2 separate regions of the Mus musculus genome follow, and region 2 is linked to region 1. Evidence: chromatin loops called from intact Hi-C (ENCODE). Cell type or tissue: gastrocnemius. All regions are shown on one strand. Each heading gives the region's core, and the rest is flanking DNA. Links, peaks and the distances in the headings are about the cores only. Region 1 holds the start of Tnpo3 (transportin 3). Region 2 holds the start of Opn1sw (opsin 1 (cone pigments), short-wave-sensitive (color blindness, tritan)).

Region 1 (9,908 bases), core at 2,739-7,738:
AGGTACAACTAAAGGCAGGTACCAACTCTGTATAAGCAGCAGTTAGAGCCCTAGATTTTCTCCTTGACTCAGTGCAAATGATGTATTATCTTCCCATCCTAAAGGAGGTTTTACTCTGTGGTTTACTCTTGCAAGACTCAATAGGGTCTCTGGATACCCAGGAAAAGACTCAAGTAAGGATAGGAATATCATCTAAAAACACAAAATTAAATGAAAACCTACACACCTGAGTTCCATCACCTGTCCTCACTCCCCCACGCAGCAGCTAAACACAGGCTGCCTAGTTTATAATCTCCAGGCACAAAACTAGGAGACTGCTCAAAGTAAAAGTGACCCAGAAAAGAATGAGCAAAGGAAGACAGTAAGGGACAACATGGGCGGTAGCCCATCCTGAAGCTAAAAGAGAGGAAAATCAAGTTCAAGGCTAGCCTAAGCCACAGTAAGATCTAGACCAACCTGAACTATATAGCAAAATCCTGTTCCAACTACCACCACCACCCCCTTTCACCATTTCCAAGGGAAAAAGTTAAGACAAGAGTTAAACATTGGGGGCTGGAAAGATGGCTCAGAGATTAAGAGCACCGACTGCTCTTCTAAAGGTGCTAAGTTCAAATCCTGGCAACCACATGGTGGCTCACAACCATCCTAACAAGATCTGACTCCCTCTTCTGGAGTGTCTGAAGACAGCTACAGTGTACTTACATATAATAAATAAATCTTTTTTAAAAATTTTAAAAAAGAATATTAAAAAAAGAGTTAAACATTGTAGCACACTATAATTCTAATAGGAGGCAGAGACAGGAGGACCCCCAATTCAGACAGCCTGGGTTACATAATGAAACTCTAGCCCATCTCCCTCACCCCACCCCAAAAAAGCTGGAGAGAACTTAACCTTAAAAGAATAAGGTTTTGAGTTTGAACCCTAGAACCCACATTTAAAAAGCCAGGTACCAGCATGGGGGAGGCAGGGACCATCTGGCTAACCAGACTAGCTTTCTCTCAAAGGAGTTGGACATTAGTTCCTGAAATGACACTCAAGGTTGTCCTCTGACCTCCAGACAAATGGAAAGACAATAAAAGGTTTAAGGTAACCTCAATTATCCACCAAATGAAAGAATAATTCATGAAAATATTATAAAATCCAGTTATCAGTAGACCCAACACAAGAAAGAGGTGAAGGAAATTCCCTAGGACAGTGTTTAAAGAGGGATTCCCAGGACAGTTAATTAGGAAACAGAACCAAGACAGATGAAAGATTCTACATATTAAAGTTATCAGAAAGGAAATAAATAAATAAACCCACACCTGGGCAGCTCAATGGTGGCCTCCACCTTTTATCCTGGCACTGGGGAGGCACAAGCAGAGGCAGTCGGATTTCTGAATTTGAGGCCAGCCTTGTCTACAAAATGAGTTCCAGGATAGCCAGGGCTACACAGAGAAACCCTGTCTCAAAAACCCCATACCTGTGTTAAAGACTCTATAAGGCTCAATGGCTGATTAAAACTTCTGATGATATTAAGTTAGAATGATGCAGATACAGAGCCAAATTATCTTGCACTATTTTTAACCCCCTCAATAGCCATTCATTGTCCTTCAAACTTCAAGGTACATTCTTAGCAAACCACTAACTTCTACCAGTCCAAAGGCTAAAAATGTTATCAGTACCTAAAACCTACTCAGAGCCAATTGTGGTGACACATGCCTTTAATCCTAGCATTTAGGAGGCAGAGGAAGGCAGATTTCCATTGAGTTCCAGGCCAGCCAAGGCTGCATACATAGGAAGACTGTCTCAAAACAAAACACTTCTAGAAAACAAAAGACCTACAGCAGTATCCCTGTTTCTTTCCTATAACCTGCTCATCCAAAGGCCCACCAATAAAACCCATAAATTCTGAGATTTGACTTTCCTTTTTATTTTTTAATTTCTCTTTCTCCCCCCCCCAATCCCCGTGTGTGTGTGTGTGTGTGTGTGTGTGTGTGTGTGAGTATGTACACAGAAGGGAGCACCAGATGCCCTGGAATTTGAGTACAGGCAGTTGTGAGTTGCCAGAGAGGTGCTAGGAGGCAAACACTGACTCTCTTAGCAGTAAGGACTCTTAAGCACTGAGCTGTATCTCCAGCCCCACTCCCCTGTTCCATAACTAATACAATCTCATGTCACCAATTCCATCGCACAACAAAATAAAGGCACTCTGAATTCATGTTTGTAGACTATGATCATTCATATTTGACTCAAGTCAGTGGGGTGAGGGCTATTTTGGGAGTTGATAAATCTTAGGGCTACAAGCTTATTTCAGGCAACAAATTTCCTGTTTTCTATAACAGGAAAATAGGTTATCAATATGAACATATATTGGACATTTTATACTGTGGACATTTGGGAACAAATGGCATATATATATAGAAAACAAAACAAAAAAAATTTTAAAGATACTAGCAAGCACAAAAGACTTTTAAATTTTAAAGTAAAACTTAAGTTTTGATAAGAATTAAAATTATATAGGACTGCAAAATAATAAAAATTCAAACACAGGGTTACTTGAAATTCTTGAGCCAGAAAACAGTAATTAATGGATTGTGCTCAGAGAAGGATATCTGAATAGTGATTTTGGTAATGACAAGATCCAGGGTACAACTACATGACCTGAAGAAAATAAAGAAATGAAAAGGCCAAAGTGATAACGTGATTGTTCATTTAAATGCTCAAGTTAGGCACTTGAGAAAGACAGACTGTAGCCACTTGCTGCCCAGCCTGACCACTTTAGTTAGGTATCTAGAACCCACATGAGAGAACTGACTTCCACAAGTTGTCTTCTGACATACACAAGTGTGTCCACACACATAACACATAATAAAGAAATGGACACCCTGAAGCTGACCAAATGATGATGTACAAGCACGTTGGGTGTTCTTCACCCCTTTTCTACATCTTTTCTGCTCCAGCAGACTTTCTCCCCTTTCCCGTCCCCCACACCTTGATTCAGGGTTTCTCCACATAGTTCTGGCTGTCCTAGAATTCATTACATAGACCACACTAGCCTGAAACTCAGAGATCCACCTGCCTCTGCTTCCTAATGTCCCCTGGATACTAGTTGGCTTGATCTATAAGGAATCCCAGAAGAACAGAGTCAGCAAATAAATTCTTCCAGCTCCCTCACTGCAAAGGACCTCAAGTTTTGTCACCAGAAACATGTCATTCTCCCTCAAAGAAGCTAAGTAACTGCTCCTCTCTCTCTATTCCTTCCAGAAGAAAATAACAGTTTGGCTAGAGGTTATAATTCTATTTCTTCTGACAACAGTGTACCCGCAGCTGTATAGTGTGTTTATAACAAACCCGCCTGGGGCATGGAAAGGAAAGGAGACCTGTAGGCCTGCCTCTCAGCTCTGGACATGTTACATTATCAGCATGAGTATACTATGTGGTCAGCACAGGCTTGTTTGCTTGTTTCCAATTACCAACATCTAGTTACTTAGAGGCTATATTGTGAGTTAAAGGCCAGCCTAGAGAACTTAAAAAGTTTTTTTTATCAAAATAAAAATAAAAAGGATGGGAATAGAGCTTAGAGATTAACAATTTGCACAACATGTGTGAGGCCTTAGGTTCAATCCCTAGTATCTCTCATTAAAAAAAACAAAAACAAACAAACAACAACCAAAAAAAAAAAAAGAAAAAAAGAAAATTCTCCCAACTAATTATTCTGTCAAGTTGGTCATCTCTTCCTGTTGAGATTCTACAATGAATAGACACACAGAATAATTGGAACTAAAGGAGAGGAAGGTGAGTAACTCAATCCTAACATACTTTAAGCTCTATGCTGAAGAATGTCTCTCAGCTCTGGACATGTTACATTATCAGCATGAGTATACTATGCGGTCACCACAGATTCATTTGCTTGTTTCCAATTACCAACATCTAGAACTTGTTTGTCCATGATAGGTTCTCCAGTACTGATTTAAAACACAATCAGTAGATACAGCAAAGAAGAGCTCACCTAGTAGGTTACTTATATGTTAGAAAACTGTATGAGGGGCTGGTGAGATGGCTCAGCGGTTAAGAACACCGACTGCTCTTCCAAAGGTCCTGAGTTCAAATCCCAGCAACCACATGGTGGCTCACAACCATCCATAACAAAAATCTGATGCCCTCTTCTGGTGTGCCTGAAGACAGCTACAGCATATACACATATAATAAATAAATAAATCCTTTAAAAAAAATAGAAAACTGTATGAAGAACTGTAGAGAACTGTAACTCCCTCGTCTGCAGAACTAAAAGCTACAGGAGGCCTACACGGGGAGCCTACACTGAACCTTTTTTTTCCTCCTCCATTTAGCCCTAATTGTCCTGGAACTCTGTAGACCAGGCTGTTCTGGAACTCAGAGATTAGCCTGCCTCTGCTGAGATTTAATCTCAGCTGAGATTAAAGTCGAGTGCTTCCACACCCAGCAAAATTTTATTTGTCTTCCCACAATATAAACAAGAACTTGAGTGTCACATTTACATGCAACCATCAGAGTTAAAGTGGCAAATATTTTTTTTTAATTATGTACTTGCAACCTAGGGGCTTATTTAAGAAGATACAGCACCATTAAACATCAGTTATGAGTTAAACAGAAAAGGGAGAGCAAGCATTTCATGTTTGTGAGTATAAAATGAAATAATGAATAAAGGGTGAAGAGAGAGAGAGAGAGCTAGAGATGTAGGCAGGACTGGATCCCCAGCACCAAACACAAGGAAAAGAAAAAGAAAGTAGGTACTTAGTCTGTTAAGAGGCTCCTTAGTTTTCAAAGAATTTCACAGTTCATAGACTAAAACCTAAACACTGTCAGCAAAATCACAAGCTATTAAAATTCATAAAAAATAAAAACATAGCAAAGGTGAGTGTGAAAAATCATGGAAGAAAATACAAAGTGTGAGTCAAAAAATGAAAAAACATGAGCCCAAAAATTTAACATGTGGAAATACGATAGATACAACACACACTCCACCACATGCTCACAAAAATATGGACTAATTAATATAGCTATGATAGCCATCTTACAAATAAAAACGTACAGGCAGAAGAAATACAGTAGGAATCTGATATAAAACAAAAGAACTACAAAGATTTCCTGAAACCATAACTAATTTTTCTTTATATTACGTTGCACTCCAATGAGAGGAGAAAATTTGTACGAACACGAATCTAGAAGCCTGAGAAATTTCGAGAATAACACGAATGAAAATCGGCAAGGGACACTGAGGGGTGAGTAAGGCTGCCAAAGGGAAGGTATTGCCAGATGCAACTCTTGAATACGGAAGGTGTACCAAAAGCACTTAAAGGAGAGCCAGACCACAAGCGAGACGTACAGAACTACAAAACGGATTCCACAGACGAGGGAAAGGGCCCGTTCGTGACCAATCAGTTGCCACTGGTTTCCGAAAGGCAGCACATCTGTGGCTGCTCAGCCCCACCCCGCGGCACCAGCTCCTTCGGAAAGAGGATCTCCCACTGCCAAGCGCTCCACTCAAGCGGAGAACCATCCCATCCCACTCGGCCCTGGTCCCGCGCGGCTCAGAACGGACTCTCCCCGAACCTCACCGAACGCTGCAGCTCCCCAAGCCAAAACGAGGCGCGCTCCTTTCCGCTGGGATCCGGGTCGTGGTAAAGCGCTTGCACCGCCTGGTACACGAGCTGCAAGGTTGGCTTGGCTCCCTCCATGCTGGCGGGAGCGGCGGCGATGACAGCAAAGAGCCCGATACTCCTCCCTAGGCTTCCGCTTGCTCTGCCTTCAAGCGTCCTCACTGTCTCGGCCACAGCCGCTCCCTGACTGGCGCCATCTCCTCCTTTCTGGCCGTTACCAGGGAAGGGGGGTTCCTCGTGGAAGTTGCCCCCTCGGAAACAGCGGAGAGGTCGCTTTCAGGTTCCTGCCTCCTTTTTGTCTTGTCTTCCCGCCAGAATCGCAGACTCTCGAGTCCGGACACGGGTTCTGGCTTCTGCACCTCCCGCCTTGCTCGCAGAGGCCTACCTCCGCATGACACGAACCACGCAGCGAGCCGAAGCAGGGCTTCCCCGGGCCGGAAGTGGCCGTCCGTAGACTTTGGCACACTTCCGCCTGGTGCACCACAAACTGCCTCCTTCCCGGCACGCCTCCTCTTGTTTCCCCCGCCTCCTCCCGGAAGTGACCCTGCCGGACTAGGAGAACCAAGGGGAAGTAGGCACAAGGTAGTCAGTCTCCTAGGTGCGTAAGTCTTTATTTGAGCTTCAAGTCTGGCTACTCTTAACGTTCCTGACCAAATCTTATCTCGTCAGCAAGGAATCCAAAGTCTTTCCTCCCGGTTCCTACTTCTTCACCCGTCTCCAAGGAGTGTTTAAGAAACATCAGTTCAGCCGGGCGTGGTGGCGCACGCCTTTAATCCCAGCACTCGGGAGGCAGAGGCAGGCGGATTTTTGAGTTCGAGGCCAGCCTGGTCTACAGAGTTCCAGAACAGCCAGGGCTACACAGAGAAACCCTGTCTCAAAAAAAAAAAAAAAAAGAAAGAAAGAGAGAGAGAGAGAGAGAAAGAAAGAAAGGAAGAGAGCCTGTAATCTCAGCTCTTGGAAGTTAGCCACAACACCATCAGGAGGAATTCAAGACCAGCCTCTAATACGTGGAACTCTGTCTCTTTAAAAAAAAAAACCAAAAAAAAAAAAAAAAAAAACAGCCAAGCGGTGATGGCAGACAGGTTTAATCCCAGCACTCTGGAGTCAGAGGCAGGCCTAACTCTTGAGTTTGGACCAGCCTAGTCTACAGAGCAAGTTCCTGGACAGCCAGGAATACACAAAGAGACCTTGTCTCAGAAAATAATTAACAAATAAATAAATAAATGACAAACAAAATCAACTGTCTAGCAATCCTCAGTTAACATGCCAGTTTCCCAATATTGCTGCTTCACTAAAAATAACTGTTAGTATCTAATGAAGGCTGACCATGTGTAATGTAATGTAATGTAGTGAAAGATTAACAACCTTCCAAAATAAGTCCTTTTTTAATGAAATAGTTTTGGTTTGCTTATTTGTTTGTTTGTTTGTTTGTTTGTTTCGAGACAGGGTTTCTCTGTGTAGAGGGCCCTGGCTGTTCTGGAACTCACTCTGTAGACCAGGCTGGCCTCGAACTCAGAAATCCGACTGCCTCTGCCTCCCGAGTGCTGGGATTAAAGGCGTGCGCCACCACGCCCAGCTCTAATGAAATAGTTTTAAAGACTTATTTTTATGTGTATGAGTGTTTTGCCTACATATTTATGCATGTGCAACTTGGTCCTGGAGGAGTTACCGTGTGAGCTGCTATATAGATCCTGAGAATTGAGTGTGGGTTCTCTACAAGATCAGTGAGTGTGTCAACTCTCCAGCTCCTAAACCTCATTTTAAAAGATGAGAATTTAAAGCTGTTCATGCTGGACCATATTTATAATCCCAGCACTTGGGAGGCAGAGACAGGAGGGTTGCTGCATATTTGAGGCCAGCCTGGGGTTCTTTGTGTGGTTCTGGTTGTCCAGAAACTCTGCCTTCTGGGTTCTGGGATTAAAGGCATGTACCTCCACTGCCCAACTAGTCACAAGAATTCTTTTTTTTTTTTTTTTTTTTGTGGTTTTTCGAGACAAGGTTTCTCTGTGTAGCCCTGGCTGTCCTGGGACACACTCTGTAGACCAAGGTGGCCTTGAACTCAGAAATCTGCCTACCTCTGCCTCCCAAGTGCTGGGATTAAAGGTGTGCACAATCACTGCCTGGCAACCACAAGAATTCTTAAATGAAAGCTGGAATTTGAGCTGGGAGCCCTGGAGGTTGTGGGGTGAAGGGTGAAACATGCATTTAATCCCAGTACTTAGGAAACAGAGGCAGGCAGAGCTTATATGCAGAATGAAGTCAGCCTGGTCTACAGAGTGACTTCCAGGACAGTCAAGGCTTTACAGAGAAACCCTGTCTCAAAAGCAAGCAAGCAAACAAACAAAAAACAAAGACAAGCAAAAAAGTTAATACTATAAAACTCTTGGATGAAAACAGGTATACAGTTATGACTTTGGATCAGGCAATGACTTCTTAGCTATGCTACTAAAACCAGTCAAAAAAGAAAAAGGTCACTGGAATTCATCAAAACTAAAAACTTTAAGGAGTCAGAGAGATGGCACTACAGTTAAGAGCATGTATTGCTCTCACAGAGGACCTAAGCTTGCTTCCCAGAACTCATGTGATAATGTACAAGCATCAGTAACTTGTAAAAGTAACTTTGTTTTTTGAGACAAGGTTTCTCTGTGTAGCCCTGGCTGTCCTGGAACTCACTCTGTAGACCAGGCTGGCCTCGAACTCAGAAATCCGCCTGCCTCTGCCTCCCAAGTGCTGGGATTAAAGGCGTGTGCCACATGCCTGGCAAAAGTAACTTTTATTAGCCATATGTAATTGTCAGCTTGGAGGCTTACTACTAAATAAACTCACTCTTTCTAGTCCTTTCTGAACTCTGGCTGGCTGGTTCAACTCCACTGTTCTGGCTCAAAATTGTTTTTCAAAATGACTGATTCAAACTGGCTTCTCTCAGCTTCTCACCGAATTGTTCTGCTTGGACTCAAACTAACTCTGGCAATATTCAGGTTCCTTATTTATTCTCTAGCTCACTCTTCACCTAGCTTGTTTTCTCTGCAACATGTCTCTGTAAAACTGTCCCATTAACCCCCCCCCAATACTGTTGTTGCTCTCTTAAGTAACCTCTTTTCCTCTCCAGTTCTTGTGAGAGTTGGTGTATTCTACCTTTGACTCATTCTGTCAAATCTTTCTCTGATTTGTCACTTTGTCTGCCCCTCGAATAGATGTCATTTCAAACATGGCTGCTTCCTTCTATAAACTAACCTTACTTTCACTGTTTGGAGTTAAAAGTGTGTGCTAATGGTATGTCTGTGTCCCAAACAGAGGGACTAAAGGTGTGTGGCCTATCTGCATTCCAGCAAGATCACAAAGACCTAGAAGGTCTTTGGATGTGATCCCTTGCCAGAACAGCCATGTTGCTGGGCTAAAATTCCTCTATAGTAACTCCAATTCCAGGACCCACTTCTGACCTCCTCAGGCATCAGGCATGAACATAGTGCACACACATACATGAAGGCAAAACCACTAATACACAGAGAGTAAAAATAAATAAGAGTTATTAAAACTTGGGCTAGGGACGTCACTCACTTGGTAAAGAGCTCTGGAGCCTGTACAAAGCCCTGGCTTTGATCCCCTCACTACATCAAGTGTGGTGGCACACACTTATAATTCCAGCACTCCACAGTAAGATGCAAGAAGATCAGAAGTGCAAGACCATTTTTAGATACTTAGTAAGTTTGAAACCAATCTGTGACTTATGAGACCCTGTTTCCAAAAAATTAGGTGAAACACTCTAGATTGAAGGGAGTAGGATGGCCATCTAAAAATATTTTAAACTAAGACCAGACTGATGGATGAATAGGAAACTAATGTAAAAAGTATTTCAGTCAAAGGCAACAAATGTTCAAGTCTGTAGGAAAAAGAGAAAGGTGTATTTTATAAAGTCTATAGGCTGAAAAATTCTACACCAACTGGAAGAAAGACTTGATACTTACCAAACACATCCTACATATCTTTGTGTCCTCAAGAGATTGCTTAAGGTGGTAAGTGAACAGAAATTGCTTTAAGTGTCTTTAAGCTCCTTAGAGATTTCTCTTAAAGCATCCTAGCTTGCAACACTAAATGTCTTGGGCAAGGACAAAAATAATAAACTATTGCAGCAATCCTGGTGAGGAGCCATAGTGGCCTAATGTAGGAATTAGGGATGGAGATGGTGAAGTGTAAAATAAATTTAAGAGAATAAATTGGATGTGGTGGTGATTGTGGCTACAGAATGCAGAGAGGAGAAAGAGACCTCCGCTCTCTGAAACACAGAC
Region 2 (9,908 bases), core at 2,586-7,585, 230 kb before region 1:
GAGAGTAACAGGAAAATGAAGGTGACTCACCAGAGTGCCACCACTCCCCATCTTTCCCCTGTTAATGGTTAGGATTCTAGTGGAGATGTAGATACTTAAATGTGGCGTTGTGTTTGCTGCTAGCAGGCCAGCTGAGGGGCCTCAGTGAGGGCCAACTTTGCTAGAAGAGACAGTAGAAACTTCTGTTTTCTGAGAGCCAGACACGTCAGATTCGTCTGCCATGGGCTTCCTGCACACCATCTCCAGAATGCAAGCCCGGAACTGGAAAGAGAAGTGTTTATTATCCTTACCCTGAAGACTACCTAAACTCCACCTTTAACTCCTTGCTCCTGCAGGCTAAACTTTAAAAGGACTGGATTAAAGGTTTGCAGAAGGCTGGACTTATGTGCTGGTACACATCTTTTGACTCCAGCACTCGGGATAGGAGGCAGGACCACCTCTTGAGTTCAAGGACAGCCTGGTTTCCATATGAGTTCCAGGACAGCTAGTGTTACTCAGACCCTATCTTTAAAAAAGAAAAAAGCTAGACACCTGTTACTGTTGATGTTATTTTCCACCAAGACAGAAAGAGTAGGGATGATGTATATATAACTCAGTGATGCGGATATTTGCCGAGCATGTGAAAGGCCCTTTGCTCCATCTCTGCCATTGCTAAATGAAGTAGGTGGGGGCATTTCCCATCCTTTCCCACTCTTTCAATTTGATTTTTCTGGCTCAAGGTCTAGCCTCCCCTTGTTCCAGTATTTTAGGAACCATACTCTGGGTTCATGTGCCTACCAAGAGCATCCTGGCCTGCTTGGACTACTCTGGCTTTCCTCATCTATAAGCCCTGTGTGGAGGCCAGGGTGCTGAGTCACAAAGACATCAATAGCGGAAGAACCAGGGTCTAATGGACCAGAACCTCGTGGGAATGTAGATAGACCGCTTTACCTGCTTATTCATGAAGCAGTAGATGATGGGGTTGTAGACACAGGAGCTCTTGGAAAAGAAGGCGGGGATGGTGACAAGCCGTAAGTCCAGCCCGTGGTTCCGATTGTTGACCATGTACATGGCCAGGGCAGCATAGGGCACGTAGCAGAGACAGAAGGATCCCACCATCACCACCACCATATGACTCACCTCCCGTTCAGCCTTTTGTGTCGTAGCAGACTCTTGCTGCTGAGCTGCCACCTGGAATTGAGCACAAGGGTCAAAGCCCTCTCTCTCCTGGCTGAGTTTGGCTTTCCCTTGAGGGAGGCATCATGAAGGGCGTCCTCAGCTCTGACACTAGAAAAGATCCCATCCTTGTCCCCTCCTCTCTCTGGTCCTTCGCCCACTACCTCTTGTGCAGAAGATGGAACCCAGTACCTCACACCTGCTAGGTAAGTGCTCTACCAATAAGTTGTAACAGCGTTTTCACTCCCCCTTCCCCAATACTCCTATCTGACCACGGATATTCTAGACGTATCCTGAGGAAGATATATACTGTCTCTCCTGGGGCCTCCTGAGTTACTCCTACCTGCCCCTCTCAAAACCCACTCACAGCTCTGAGAGTCCTCAGCAACTGGGAGTAGGAGAAGCAGATGAGGGAAAGAGGAATGATGAAACAGAAGATGAAGAGGAACCAGGTGTAGTACTCGCTTCGATACTTGGTGCCCACAGTGTACCAGTCTGGGCCACAGGAGCACTGCAGGCCCTCAGGGATGAACCTGAAAAGGACCAAACATTCATTCCGAGAACTGGAAGAATGGGCTTAGCTTCTGGATTGGCTTCTCCAGTTGGAAGAATGCCAGAAGACACTACAGTAGTTACAATGGCAGAGTAACCATTGATGTCTCCAGCGGCCCCCTTTCCTCCTTACTCTACCAACTCAGGTCAAAGAATAAAAGGTTATACCCAATCTCTCGTCCCACATCAGAGCACTGCCCTATCCTCTCACCTGCTCCAGCCAAAAAAGGGTGGGATGGACACCCCGATACCAATAATCCAAGTAGCCAGGACCACCATCAGTGCATGCTTGGAGTTGAAGCGGATGCTGCCGAAGGGTTTACAGATGACAACGTAGCGTTCAAAAGCCAGGAAAGCCAATGACCATCCTGTCACTAGACCTGCAGCAAATGTGAAAAGAATGGGGTAGACAGACTCCCTGAGCCTGGAGTGGAATATAGGTGTAATTGAGCAAGTCCAGAGAGTTGGAATGGAGTTTAATGCTCACACAGCCCATTGTTAGAGGTCCAACTGCTCAGGATAATTAAGGGCCCCTCTCTCTAGCCCAGGTTGCCTTCAGTACCTGCTACAGAGCCCAAGAAGGCCTCCAGAGCACAAACATGGCGACCAAAGAGGAAGTATCCGTGACAGCTGGCGATGAAGACTGTGAAGACAGAGAAGATGCAGAAGAGGAAGCCCCCGAGGGATACATTGACCAGAATATAGTTGAGGGGCTGTCGCAACTTTTTGTAATGCAGTGTGGCCACCAGCACTATGGCATTGAGTGGGGTCCCCACAAAGAAGACAAATCCCATGAAGGCTGCCTGGAGGCGGAAGGCCCAGACAGGAGCAAGGTGGTACTGAGGCCCATCCCAGGGCCCCACCGAAGAGATATTCTGAAACAGGTAAAAGTCATCCTCTCCTGACATCTCCCGCTTGGGATGCCCTCACTACCACCTCCGGTCCCTCTTATAGACGATTCTTCTGCTATCACCCTTCCCTACAGCACCCTCCTTTAAAGATACAGTTGAGACTCTGAACTATCCTAAGCCTCCCAAAGACAAAGTCCCAGATTAGAGATCTCTTAGTTCTCACCTAAACCTTTCATGAGCCCAAAGCTGATTGATTGTGTTCTTCAGAGGATAAGAGATTGAGGTCAGAAACCTGGATAACAAGGCTGGGTGCTTTGGGGTCAGTATTGGTTTCTGTGGCCTGGAGGATGCTGACCTATATTCTTTGGAGATGCTGCCATACCTCATTCCCACCTCTGCCTTTGGCTTCAGGCTCCTCTGCATCTCACCTGGCCCTTTGTGAAAGATGCTCACCTGAGTGTCCCTATCCAGAGACCTGGGAATCCGCTTGGGGAAACAGGAAGAGGATGAGTGGGGAGGCCCCCTTGGGAGCATTTTAAATAGCCACTGCGGGACAGTGCAGAAACAACTGCATCCTGCCTTAGGTCCCAGGGTATGCCTGAGCCACTACTATGTGTTTGGCCTCTGCAGGGAGGCCTTCTTATGTAGGTAGACCTGCAGCCAGCCAGGTTAGGCTGCTTCTTAGACTAGGCTTCCTTTATATTAGAGCAGATGAGAATGAAACTCTTCTGAATAGTCTGGGTTCACTGTTAGGGAAGGACACCAAGAGTTAGTCTCTTGTCAGCATCATCACACCCAGCCTCAAATAGAAAGCAGAGAGGAGTGGACGTGGGTAAGGCTACAAGCTCTTAAAGCTGGTCCCTCGTGACATACTACCTTCAGCAATGCTCTACATCCTAAAAGTCCCATTACGTCCCCAGTCATCAACGGTGGACCAAGTACTCCTCATATACAGAAGCCTATGGGGGCCGTTTCTCATTCAAGCCATCACAGCAAATTAAAACATGAGGGCCAGAAAGCCGGCTCCGTGATTATGAGCACTCACTGCTCTTACATAGGACCCAGGTTTGGCTCCCAACATCCACATGGTGGCTTCCAACTGACTAACTCTAATTCCAAGGAGATCCAGCATACTTTTCTGACCTCCGAAGGCACCAAACATGCACACAGTGTTCATACACACACACAAGCAAAGCACTCATACACATAATCTTTAAAAGAAAGTTAAAAATATGATTTTTTTAGAAGGTGTTGGGACACAGTACCCTGCCCAGTGAACAATGCTTCTCCCAGACTATGTGAGTTATTAAGTGAACATCCCAGTACCGGGCATGAGGTATCTCCATACAAGTTACCAGTCAGGGAGGTCCCAGGGGTCCCAGAAACAACACAAGCTATGGCCATTGCTCCTGCTTGCCCACCGTAACTAGATGGTAAGACCTTACTGCTGAACACTGTGGTGTAAGAGAAATCAGGCTGGAACTTACTGAACACTTTTCTCCAGGCTAGCTTATATAGTGCCAGCAGGGGCCCTCTAGGCCATGGCGGGGTGGGGGGCAGAGAAGTGTCAATTTTATCCAGTCGTGAACCCTAACAGCATAATATCCATATGCCAGGTGAGATGTGTCCGCTAGTACTATAACAGCATAGAGGTTGTGGGGCAACTTCCTGCTTGGGTTTTAGGCCTGGTCCACAGGAGGGGCATCCATACCTGGTACTGTAAATATTTTTAAAAGCCCAGAACTTTTGAAGGTCATGGGCTCTAGCCAAAATTACTATTGTTTTACTGAATTATACTTGTTGTCAAACTGCCTTTTAAATATTTATATTTATACATGTAGATTAGTGCTTCTCCCAACCTTAGCCCAGGAGACTTCCTTCTGCAATGGGAAGTGGTTATTGAAGAGGCTCATCTGGTCAAATGGGCTGTTAACGGGGACTATGAAGTGTTCGACTCTGAATGGAGCTTCTCTGTCTGTCTCTCTGTCTGTCTCTCTGTCTCTGTCTGTCTGTCTCTCTGCCTCTCTCTGTCTCTGTCTGTCTGTCTGTCTCTCTGCCTCTCTCTGTCTCTGTCTCTCTGTCTCTTTTTCTCTGTCTCTCTGTCTGTCTCTCTCTCTTTCACACACACACACACACACACACACACACACACAGAGAGAGAGAGAGAGAGTCAAGGCAAAGCTCAGGGACCATTACAGAAGAGAGAACAGAAAGAATGTAGAAGTCAGAGGATCAGGGGGAGTGCTGTGAAATGCATCTTCCGGACATGACCTGGACATGAGCTCACTGCTGCCATGGTTACCTGCACAGGATCAAGCCAATAAGATCATCTGCACCCAGCAGGCAGCAGTAAGAGAACCCAGTGGGTTATGAAAACTCAAAAGGAATAGCCGTGAAGGTGGGAGGGGACATGCTGAAAGGTGGGGATTGTGGGAGAGGAGGCTGGGCCCTGGGACTCTGAATTCAGGTCCTCATTCATGCCTGTAGAGCATCCCACCCCCGCCACTGGGCCATCTATTCAGCCACCTTTGCCTTTTCCTAGACTTAGAGAAGTCTAAAAGCGGAAGTGTGTGTCCCATCCAGTAAGCAAACCTGTGTGAGTTGGTTCTCATAGGCCTGACTCTGTCTCTCTGCCTCTCTGTCTCTCTGTCTCTCTGTCTCTCTGTCTCTCTCTCTCTCTCTCTGTGTGTGTGTGTGTGTGTGTGTGTGTGTGTGTGTGTGTGTGTGTGTGTGTGTTTTAAGCCAGAGATGGAGAGATGGCAATACCCTCTTTTGGCCTCTGCAGACACTTGTGCACACAACTCTCTCTCTCTCTCTCTCTCTCCCTCTCTCTCTCTCTCTCTCTTGTGCACACAACTCTCTCTCTCTCTCTCTTGTGCACACAACTCTCTCTCTCTCTCTCTCTCTCTCTCTCTCTCTCTCTCTCTCTCTCTCACACACACACACACACATACATTACCCAACACAAATATACACCCACAGGTAGGATGGTACAGAGATTACTAAAAAAAAATAAATAAAATAAAATAAAATAAAATAAAATAAAATAAAATTCATCTGAGGGACCAGAAACCACCTGGACAGGGCTTGAGGATAGAGCCAAAGGCCACATGGCATGTGTCAACTCAACAAGCATTGCACAAGTTAGCCTCAGCTGCCTCCTGTGGCTCCTGACTGTCATGGATTCAAGACACCTGGGGCTCTCTTACTCCTCATGTAAGGCTAAGTAGTAGCCACCTCTTTAGCCTCACGGATGCCCAGATACCTGCTCAGACAGTCCCCTTCCATATCAGAGGGCTTGAGATAAAAAAAAAAAAAATGGACCCAAATTGGAAGGAACCTAGACCCAGTTAAGATGTGACAGAGGACCCAGTGAGGTTGAAGCCAACGAGTATCACCAAAGCACACATTCTCACCAACACCAGGCGGAGGCTCACCTCTCCAGTGACCTTGAAGCCATGCAGTAGGGGACAGATGGGAGGTTCTGAGAATAAGGCATGGGGCAAAAGAGGAAGGAAGGACCATGACCCTAAATTGGAGGCACTCTCTTTGACTTCTTCCTCTGTTCACTAGCCCACTCTCGTTCTTGGGAATGCTTTTCCTTTCTTTAAAAAAAAGAATGTAAGTACATATGTGTGTATAAATGTGCACATGACCATGTGGGTCTAAGCAGAGGCCAGAAGAGTGTGTCAGAGTCCCCTGCAGCTGCAGCTACAAAGCGCTGGCAGTGAGTTGCCCATTGTGGGTGCTAGGAATGGTCCAGTCCTTTATCAGAGCAGCAAACTCTAAACTGCTGAACCCCTACTTTTCTGTTAAGATGCTGCCTGCATTTTTATTTCTAAATATATTCTCCCTGACAGACTGAGTTTTCTCAGTTTCTCTGACCTTCATGGCCAACTGCTCCCCCATAAAGGAAAGAGCCCCCTCCCCTCCATTTGTGAACAACTGATTTAGCTGTACATTATAAACGTTCTACATCCTGGGACAGGGGGATGTTTCCTTAACCGTTTTAGGGGTTTTTCTTCTATTCTCATCAAGGGGTCACAGACTCTTACTCCCAAACAGATGACAGTAGACTCAGAGGAATCTGTGAATGAACAGCAGCGCAGAAGAAAAGCAGCAGCACCGAGCTAAAAGTCTGAAAGTGAAAGATGATCAGAGTCACAGAGTTAGCTTCGTGCACTCCAGAAGGAACTCCTTCAGAGTGACGAGTGGGAGAGTCTATGCAAGAGATAATGCAAACTACCCACTCTCAGGGTCATGACAGATAAGAATGCCTCTCTGGGGGACTTCACAGGCAAGACATTGGTGGGACACAATAAGCAATGTCCTCAATAGCAGACACAAGAAGTCATCACTATTTCACTGACTCCCAAGATGGACTCACAGCACAGAAGCACTGGGTGAGGCAGAATCCCAGAAATCCATGGGCTCCTCCGGTCCAGGGAAAGTCTGGTATCTGGAGGTTTGAAATGTGTTTTCCTTGTCCTAATCATTTTTCTTCTCTGCTCAGTATTTATAAACTTCAAAAAATCACCAAAAGAATATACAGGCTCCACCTACTCAGTTAACCCTTTCAGAGACAACTAGGATTAGCTTATGCCCTGGAACACATGCAGAGGTCAGAGGACAGCTTGTGGGAGTTGGTTCTCTCCTTCCACCATCTGGGTCCATCAGCCTCACACACTGGGCCATCTTACCAGCCAGCTTTTGATACACAGGTGACAATGAGCTTGACTTGTGTTGTGACAGTTCTGCTGAGTACTGACCCACAAGATTCTCCAGACATGGACTGGCGAGATGGCTCAGCAGGTAAGAGCACTGACTGCTCTTCTGAAGGTCCTGAGTTCAAATCTCAGCCATCACATGGTGGCTCACAACCACCCATAATGAGATCTGACACCCTGGTCGGGTGTGTCTGAAGACAACTACAGTGTACTTAATAAATAAATCTTTGGAGCAGGGCTGACCAGAGTGAACAGAGGTCCTAAATACAATTCCCAACAACCACATGAAGGCTCACAACCATCTGTACAGCTACAGTGTACTCATATTCATTAAATAAATAAACAGAAAAATGAATAAATCTTTTTAAAAAGATTCTCCAGACACATGATTGGAAAAAGGATGGTATGACATGCTTTACTGGATATGAGGGGGGGTCCCCAAGTGTGAGGAGCGGGTGTGGCGGCAGTCCCAAGAAGGCGCCAGGGACTGCAGCTAAGTCTTATGACTTGCACCTGAATATAAGCCACGACCATCATGAGAGCTGCGCAGGTGTACCAGGATACTGGCGAATCCATTTTGGTGGAGATATGCTCCTGCTGCCCTGATTAGCTGAAGCTGTGTACCTGGTGAGGTGATGTGGCCTGCTGTGAGTGGATGAGGGCTGAGAGTATATAAGAGTGAGAGGCCTGGGTTAGAGAGAGGATTATTATTCGAGAGAGGATTATTGTTAGTGGGAGATATAGATAAAGAGAAAGAAGAGAGAAGAAGACTGAAGTTTGCTGAATAAACTGCTGTTAGAAGGACTGGTGGTCGTGTCGTTCTTGCTGGTCGAGAGCAGACGCAACATCCAAGCCCTCCTCAAGCTTGGGAGAAAATGAGGGAGCTCCAGGGGCACATCCAGGAGCCTCTCTAGAAAATTTGGTTCACATGTAGAAACATGTGAACCATGACGAGCCTGGAATCTAACAGCATGAATCCAGGGCACAGCCATTTAAGTCTGGCACTAAACCGAAGGCAGGTGCTGGTGGACTTCCTCTACCAGGGCGCTCTCTCCTGCTCCCCTTCCCTTCCTCCTGTGCAGGAAGGATTTGAAAGCATGGGAAACTGCAGAGATGAGATGGCCAGCATTCAGTGAACAGTATGATGCTCCATAAAGGCCACAAGAGAAGAACAAACCTGCCCCAAATCCAGAGCCCTGCCCCACCCAAAAGCACCGCCTGTGACCTAAGTGGAGTTTCAGCTCTGAAACATCTTCAGCAAAGACCCCCTCGCCCACCAAGGAGAACAATGTCAAGAATGTGCGCTGAGGTCATGGGATGACATGTTGAGTAGAGTTGTATTTATAAGCCAGTTGAAGCGCTGGAATAGCTACAGGAAGAAGCCTCTCGGGTTCGAGAATAAATGAGCCCTTCTCCCCTGCCACTCCCCACTGTGACTAGTGAGCAGAGTTGCCTGTATGGTACAGAAACTCCTGAGTGGTCATAATATAACTTTAACAACCTGGGAGCCAAGGAAAGCTGGCTAGTCCACTCACAGAAGTGAGGCCAGTTCGCATTCTTCAAAGGTATCACTTCACAGGGTGGGGCTCTACTCAGGACTTCCCTGAACATCTGTTTCCACTTGGAATTTCTTTTGTGTGTGCATGTGCCTGGGACTTTCGATTATTCCTTCCATAGACCTCTGCTAAGTGGCAACTGTAGGCACAGTGACATGGAGAATCCAGTAAGGTTGGTCCTGCCACGTGCTTAAGCAGACCAGGCATACAGATCTGCTGAGAGCCACTGGCACCATCTGGCTTGCCAAAGGCCAGGCACAGCTTAGACTCAAAGACCACTAAGACAGATCTTTGCCCCCATGGAGCTCCCCACTCATAGGAGCCCCCGCCAAAAGCAAGCAAGGGTTCCATGTGTGTTAGGTGTGAAATAGGCCGGGCTAAGACCACTGCTTCTCCTACAGGGCCCTCGCATCTGAACCATGATCTCACCTTTTTGGGGATCCTTCCCACCTGTCAGGCCCCCCCCCCCCCATGTACCCTTAGGCTGTGGGTAGATCATCGTCCTGTGAATGGAAGTTCTCAGAAACAAGCTATGCCTATGTTAAAGGTTCTGTGAGACTGACTGACTGGTCAGAACTTCGTAACTGTGCTAGCTGCCACAGCAGCTTAGTTGGAAGGACGTTGGACTGAAGACTTTAGTAACTATGGAATAGTGGAATGTTGCAGATCTGAGGCTAATTATCTTGAGCTGTCTTGATCCACATTAATAGCCATTCATTGCCCACCTCTATGTCTGACCTAGTACCCTTGTGACTATCACTTGAAACACTTGAGATGTATTAACAGACCACTAGCTTCCACCATCCATAGACTAAGACTGCCATCAGATAGCAGCTGAAACCCCAGCAGAGATGTCCCCCACTCTGTTCTAACCTATCCACCTTATAGTCCCATCAGTGCATCTGAAAGGGACTCGGATTGCTTACGTTCTTGTTCTATAACTATAAAAGCTTCATGAAACTGCCACCACTCTGGAAAATGGTATTTAAGGCAACCTGATTCTATGTTCTTGGGTCGTGGTCTCTCATATTTGGCTCTAGAACAAACTATCTCCTCCTCTTCTTGAG

Evidence for each region. Peaks named below come from ENCODE experiments on the same cell type or tissue, not always from the same donor. Only the 100,000 strongest peaks of a DNase experiment are listed, where the experiment ranks them.
Region 2: a loop joins it to region 1, with 2.0 times the contacts of the local background. A loop is called at or near these places in 1 of 42 quality-filtered maps.

Annotation. Positions count from the first base shown.
Region 1 is chr6:29,603,786-29,613,693 of GRCm38, forward strand. It overlaps Tnpo3 (transportin 3), which reads right to left and starts at 6,064. Exons shown (of 23, transcript NM_177296.5): 1 at 5,581-6,064. The coding sequence starts at 5,700. In gastrocnemius, for the core only: no CTCF peak of the experiment used is centred there; DNase peaks (open chromatin) are centred at 5,537 and 6,094; H3K4me3 peaks cover 2,323 bases; H3K27ac peaks cover 1,829 bases.
Region 2 is chr6:29,377,801-29,387,708 of GRCm38, forward strand. Opn1sw (opsin 1 (cone pigments), short-wave-sensitive (color blindness, tritan)) reads right to left here and starts at 2,713. Exons shown (of 5, transcript NM_007538.3): 1 at 2,270-2,713; 2 at 1,919-2,087; 3 at 1,523-1,688; 4 at 931-1,170; 5 at 1-261. The coding sequence starts at 2,615. The coding sequence ends at 142. RefSeq lists cis regulatory regions at 2,613-9,284, 2,613-3,187, 2,617-3,138. In gastrocnemius, for the core only: no CTCF peak of the experiment used is centred there; a DNase peak (open chromatin) is centred at 4,890.